Linked DNA regions of Homo sapiens: region 2 is linked to region 1. Evidence: chromatin contacts called from ENCODE Hi-C data. All regions are on one chromosome and are shown on one strand. Each heading gives the region's core, a stretch centred on a gene start or an enhancer-like site at or near the end of the contact. The rest is flanking DNA. Distances are from core to core; before and after follow the strand shown. Region 1 holds the start of ATG5 (autophagy related 5). Region 2 holds the start of FIG4 (FIG4 phosphoinositide 5-phosphatase).

The links. Hi-C counts contacts between places; a loop is a spot of excess contacts on that map. Pooled maps may share reads with other maps.
Region 2: a map of CD8-positive, alpha-beta T cell shows a loop between it and region 1 (16-fold over the local background). The contact joins the promoter of FIG4 here to the promoter of ATG5 in region 1. A Hi-C loop is called at or near these places in 3 of 168 maps with a recorded cell type or tissue (CD8-positive, alpha-beta T cell and naive thymus-derived CD4-positive, alpha-beta T cell) and 6 of 50 pooled maps.

What each region holds. Positions count from the first base shown.
Region 1 is chr6:106,324,412-106,327,206 of GRCh38, reverse strand. ATG5 (autophagy related 5) reads left to right here and starts at 1,447. Exons shown (of 8, transcript NM_004849.4): 1 at 1,447-1,681. RefSeq lists enhancers at 1,248-1,567, 1,588-1,637.
Region 2 is chr6:109,689,933-109,692,727 of GRCh38, reverse strand. It overlaps FIG4 (FIG4 phosphoinositide 5-phosphatase), which reads right to left and starts at 1,432. Exons shown (of 23, transcript NM_014845.6): 1 at 1,227-1,432. The coding sequence starts at 1,292. It overlaps AK9 (adenylate kinase 9), which reads left to right and starts at 1,526. Exons shown (of 41, transcript NM_001145128.3): 1 at 1,526-1,581. RefSeq lists an enhancer at 1,479-1,948.

The DNA.
Region 1 (2,795 bases), core at 198-2,697:
TTAAAGGAAATTTTATATACTTTTGTCTGACACTGGGAAGGCAATGCACCTTAATCCCACAAGCTTTCTTACAGAGGCTAATAGCTGTTTACTGGGGACACTGTAGTGAGGATTTCTGCATTGAGTAGGTGAAGAGGACCATAACTGTGGCTTTCAAACTTTTCTGACTGCTACCCTTACTAAGAAATGTATTTCACATTCCTATCCAGTGTACACCACATACATACTGAAGTAAAAATTTTGGGACACAATATTTACCCTTTACATGTGTGAAGCATGCTGATATTTTCTATTTTATTTCATTTAAAAAGATGCTGGGCATGCTTCCCTAACTTGATTTAGATACCCACTAATGTACTGTAATTTACCATTTGAAAATCATTGTACTTAGTCCAACTCCAAGAAGATTTTTCTTTTTAAAAGAATCCTGTGGCTACTACTAGAATTTTCCTTATGTTCCCAATTATCAAGAACCTGTTTTGAGTCTCAGCACAGTACTTACTTAACATGCATGGCGTTAAGGCACGTGTAATTAAGAGAAAAACCTTAAATGCCTGCTAAGACTTCTGGATAGAGCCAATTCAAAGATTCTTTATTAGTAAGTTTACCAATTATTACTATTTTTTTTTTGAGACGGAGTCTCGCTCTTTCGCCCAGGCGGGACTGCGGTGGCCCTATCTTGGCTCACTGCAAGCTCCACCTCCCGGGTTCACGCCATTCTCCTGCCTCAGACTCTCCAGTAGCTGGGACTACAGAAGCCCGCCACCGCGCCCGGCTAATTTTTTTTGTATTTTTAGTAGAGACGGGGTTTCACCGTGTTAGCCATGATGGTCTCGATCTCCTGACCTCGTGATCCGCCCGCCTCGGCCTCCCAAGGTGCTGGGATTACAGGCGTGAGCCACCGCGCCCGGCCCCAATTATTTTTACAAAGAGTAAGATAAAGATATGTACTCTTGGATGGGTGGGAGGGTTCAGTGCTCATATAGTCTTCTGTTAAATTAGGTTATTAATGCCTGCGGTGGTTCCAACAAAGTAGAGAAGAAGATCAAATAAGAAAATGGATGGGAAAGTACTTTGAAAACTAATGTTTTATTAATACTGTTGTGTGATGCCAGGAAGAAAGGGATGTTGCGATCAAGCTCTAGGGAGGCAGTGTTTCAGTATTTTAAAAACTGTTTTTGTGGAACTGTTAAGTTAACCTCCCCAAGCCCCAATAACTACGCTTTGACGCAAGATTCTCAGAAGAGGGTAGAAGCTATGAACTTGGAGAGGTTTGGTCGCGAGTTCAAGCGTACTGCCCCGTTGGCGCATGCTCAAGAGCGACTCGGGCCTCCTTGCTGGGTTAGGCAGAACACGGAGGGCGGAGTTCGGACCACGTGGGGTCTCGTGACGTCATCTCCGGGCGCCGAGGGTGACTGGACTTGTGGTGCGCTGCCAGGGCTCCGCAGCGTTGCCGGTTGTATTCGCTGGATACCAGAGGGCGGAAGTGCAGCAGGGTTCAGCTCCGACCTCCGCGCCGGTGCTTTTTGCGGCTGCGCGGGCTTCCTGGAGTCCTGCTACCGCGTCCCCGCAGGACAGTGTGTCAGGCGGGCAGCTTGCCCCGCCGCCCCACCGGAGCGCGGAATCTGGGCGTCCCCACCAGTGCGGGGAGCCGGAAGGAGGAGCCATAGCTTGGAGTAGGGTACGTGTGTGTGTCCACCTTGTGTGAGGAAATTCCTAGAGGAGGAGGGCTGGGGAGGGGCCAGGTAGGTGTGGTAGGAAGGAGGGGTGAGTAGTTGCCTGGAGGAGCGCCCGCCCGGCCGCGATGGCGGGTGAAGGTGGTTCCTCCGGGCAAGGTGGAGTTGGCGAGACGCCGGCCCGGAGCCCTGGGGCCGGTTGGCGGGTGTGGCCTGCGGGGTCCCTCTTGGGGTACATGTCTGTTGCTTACTAAGGTAGGAAAGCGAGAGTCTAGTCGCAGGCTCTAGAGTTCAGTTCAGGACCTGAATTGTTTGTGGAACACAGTTATTTAAACCTTTATTGCACAGTGCAGTGTGAGTCTGTCCAAACTCGGTGGGTATGTCCTCCAAGCAATTTATCTATTTACGATATTCCCTGTCTCAATAACAATATTTAGTGCTACCAAAGACATTTTCTGTTGGCAAGACACTTTTACATACTTCATTTGTACTTTGGATTATTTTAAAATTATCCTGAACTTGAGGAACCTAGGAAACTATTGGTTCTAGATTTTTCTGAGGGGTGAGGAGGTACAGCCTGTCTTGAGCAATCAGAACCCGGAGACTTACCAGACAGTAGCTGAACTTCCAAAGCCTTCCAGAATTGGCTTGTTAAATTTCTGAGACCTTGAAACTGGATACTTGGCTCTGAACTGAACTATTTGTGATTTCCATAGAGGGAGTTTCTGGTTGAATTTTGAATTTGAAAATAACGATGTTGTGCTCAGGGTAGTAATTGAGAGGTATTTTACACCAGATTTAAGCCTGTGCTTTTATCTTCAAAGATATGCTACTTAAAATTGGGGGAAAGTGTACAGAATGGAACTGTATGGATATGGATTTTTAGAATAGTGCACACACCTCAAGTGTGTATTTATTTCATTAATTTCCCCCAAACTGAGTACCTCCTATGTGTTAGGCACTGGACAAAACAGTAAACAAAATAGTAAACAAAAGAATAAAAATCCCTGCCATCATGAAGTTCCACTTTGGGGATGGGGTGAGAAGACATTGATACAAAAATTAAGGTACAGTCTTTCCTGTCCCTCGGCATCTGTGGGAGATTGGTTCCAGGACCTC
Region 2 (2,795 bases), core at 183-2,682, 3.4 Mb before region 1:
AAGACTCTGTCTCAAAGGGAAAAAAAAAAAAGTTATTTATGTTTCTAATGAGGGAAATTTAGCAGCATATTTTACAGAAAATAGGTTTCATTTCAATGACAAATGATACTTCTTTATGGGTCTCATTAGAGAACTGAAAATACTTGCAAATACAGTATATTTGATAATGTCATTTTCTGCTCTAGATCTAATCAAAGTTGTCAGCAAAATTAATTTAAGGTCCACAATTCTCTACTCATGTTAACCTGAGGGAGAGGTTATTGTGCTATTAGGACTACGTTATAACTGAGAAACTGTTAAATGCCTTCTCATACTCCTCTAATGGAGACAACCCAAGTTTCAGAGAAACAGTTTATAAAGCACTCTATAACATAGTGAAGAGCATTATGAAAATATCTGGCATATGCAATCTTGTTAGCATGAAATGGGTAATATTAAACACAGTCCCTAATATCACTGTGGCACCCCAATTTAGAAGAGCTATACTGTACCAACTTTGCTTTCCACCCACAGAAAGGACCAAGTATGAAGTTATATAAACACCATTCTCCCTTAATTGAGGAACTGGTAATCGAAATACAAACTGATCTGCTTATTCACTATTTACATGGCCATTCAAAGTAATAAAATTTTAAAAGTAAATGTTATGTTGAAAAAAGTCAAGTGAAAAGCAAGATGTTATCCAAACAAATTATCTGTCTTTAAACAAAGTAAGTTTTCCTTTCCTTTCAAATAAGAAAAAAAGAGAACCAAAAAGTTCACCAATAGAAGTGTAATTCACATGAATCGCAGTGATGGTATACCATGGAATAGGAAAAAATAAGTTACAAGTCATAGTTCAAATTTTTTTCATACCCCTGCCTGTACTGTAACTTGTGAACTCTAGAACTTTAACAGACTTTCTGAAAGCTGAAAAGAATCCAGTAACTCGTACAGAGAACCTCATGAACAGTTCCTGAGGTACCACAAGCACCTGTTTCCAGCGTGTTCCAGCCATGGCTTGTAAGTGGACCTGCAAATGCTGCAATGTCCAGGGTACCAAAATAGGGGAAAGGCGCCCAGGCACAGCTCAAGGGAGCTAGCTTACCCCAAGGCTGTGTTTGACAGGGATTTGGGAACTGGAGAGGAAGGAGGAGGAGGCAGAGTACAGCCTCTGTCCTACGGCCCCACACCCACCGGCAGACATCCATCCTCCCGCCTGCGCCCCGCCGCGAGGGGGTACTCACAGCTCTAGTCTCATACAGAACCAGCTTCTGGACCGAGCTGATGATGGGGGCGGCGGCCGTGGGCATGGCGGCGGCAAATGGGGGCCCCACAACAGGGCACGAGCCTCCGGACCGCCCCAGGAGACTCGGCGAGAAAACCCCTCAGGCCCTGGACATCAAGTCCAGCCAGGAACAACACCCATTAGGCACTAAACCTATAGATGATCAGGTGTTTCCGGATCCCTGCGCCCCGCCTCCAGGCAAGCCCCGCCCCTCACGTCGGGAGCGGGGCTGGAGGACGTATCATAGAGAGGTCGGGTAGAGGCTCCCGGGACCTGCGTGCTGCCGAGAGAGGAAGCGAAGGGCACCATCTTTGGTAAGGATTGGAGGAAAACATGGGCGGAGAAAAAGTCGACGGATTAATTGAGTCTATTTATCTCCTCCCTCTCTTTGGAAAAAAGCGGAAGGTTTGGGATTGGGTAGCTTCTTTTGAAAAGGGTTCTCCGAGTTGCAGGATAGATCCTTGTGTTTTCCCTGCCTGCTGCGGCCCATTTTCCTGGAAGCCGGCCCTCTGACGGTCCTTCACTGAGTGTCAGTTTTCCCCTCACCTCTAATCCATGTTGTACCTACGCTGTGTGGCCCAAGAAATTGTTTTAAAATCACCTAAAGCTGGAAAGTGTGGCTTTGCCACACGTTTGTGCGTGAGGCTAGCCACTTGAAGTTGTCGACAGAGACTAGCGCAGTGTGGCGGAGCCGCGCTTGAAATGAGGTTTCTTCATTTCATGTGTGCGACATAAATGGGCATGCGCGTACCCTCTCTTCCATAGTTGTGAAAATGAGTGTATTATAATTATAAATGCCAAATTAGGTACAAAAGTGACTATTTCGAATTGGAAAAGAAATGACAAAGAACTACAGCCCCGCCTCTCGAGGCCCCGCCCCACCAAGCAGCAGGTGCGTGGCGGCCAGAGGTCTCCCCGGCAACCGCCCGACAGCCCCGCGGAGTCCCTGGAGGCAGTTGCTTCCCTGAGGAGGGTCCGGCTGCGGCCAGGTAAGGAGCCTTCCGGCGGCCCGCTGGGTCGTGGTCCGCCCTGGAGGCATCTTGGTATCTGTTGCACGGAACCCCGCCTCCTGCGGGGACCCCCAGACCAGCTTCTTTTCTTGCAAAACGGTCTCTTTGTAAATCCACTTTTTAAAACCACGTCTCCTTTCAACGACTGAAGTATTTATTCCACAAATATTTACTGAACACCTACTGCAAGAGTATAAGATGTAGGGGAGAGGCAGCTATCCTATCTTAGGCGGCAATTCTAGGTTTCCCAGGAAACCTCTAAACCTCAGAAACCTCTGCTAGAGGGCTTCTCAACTGCTAAGTGTAAGGAAACTTTAAAAAAAAATTATAGAATTATAGCATACCCAGATAACATTCATGTAATACCAAAGATCATATTGTAAATTAAAATTTGAGAAATTACAAAAATTGTAAAGAAATACTTAAGTCTATGTTATTTTGCGCTTCTTTCCCCCTGTAGTTTGGTACTCCTTTTATTAAGAACTAGAAGGATGGCCGTGTCCGTTCTGGCATTTTGG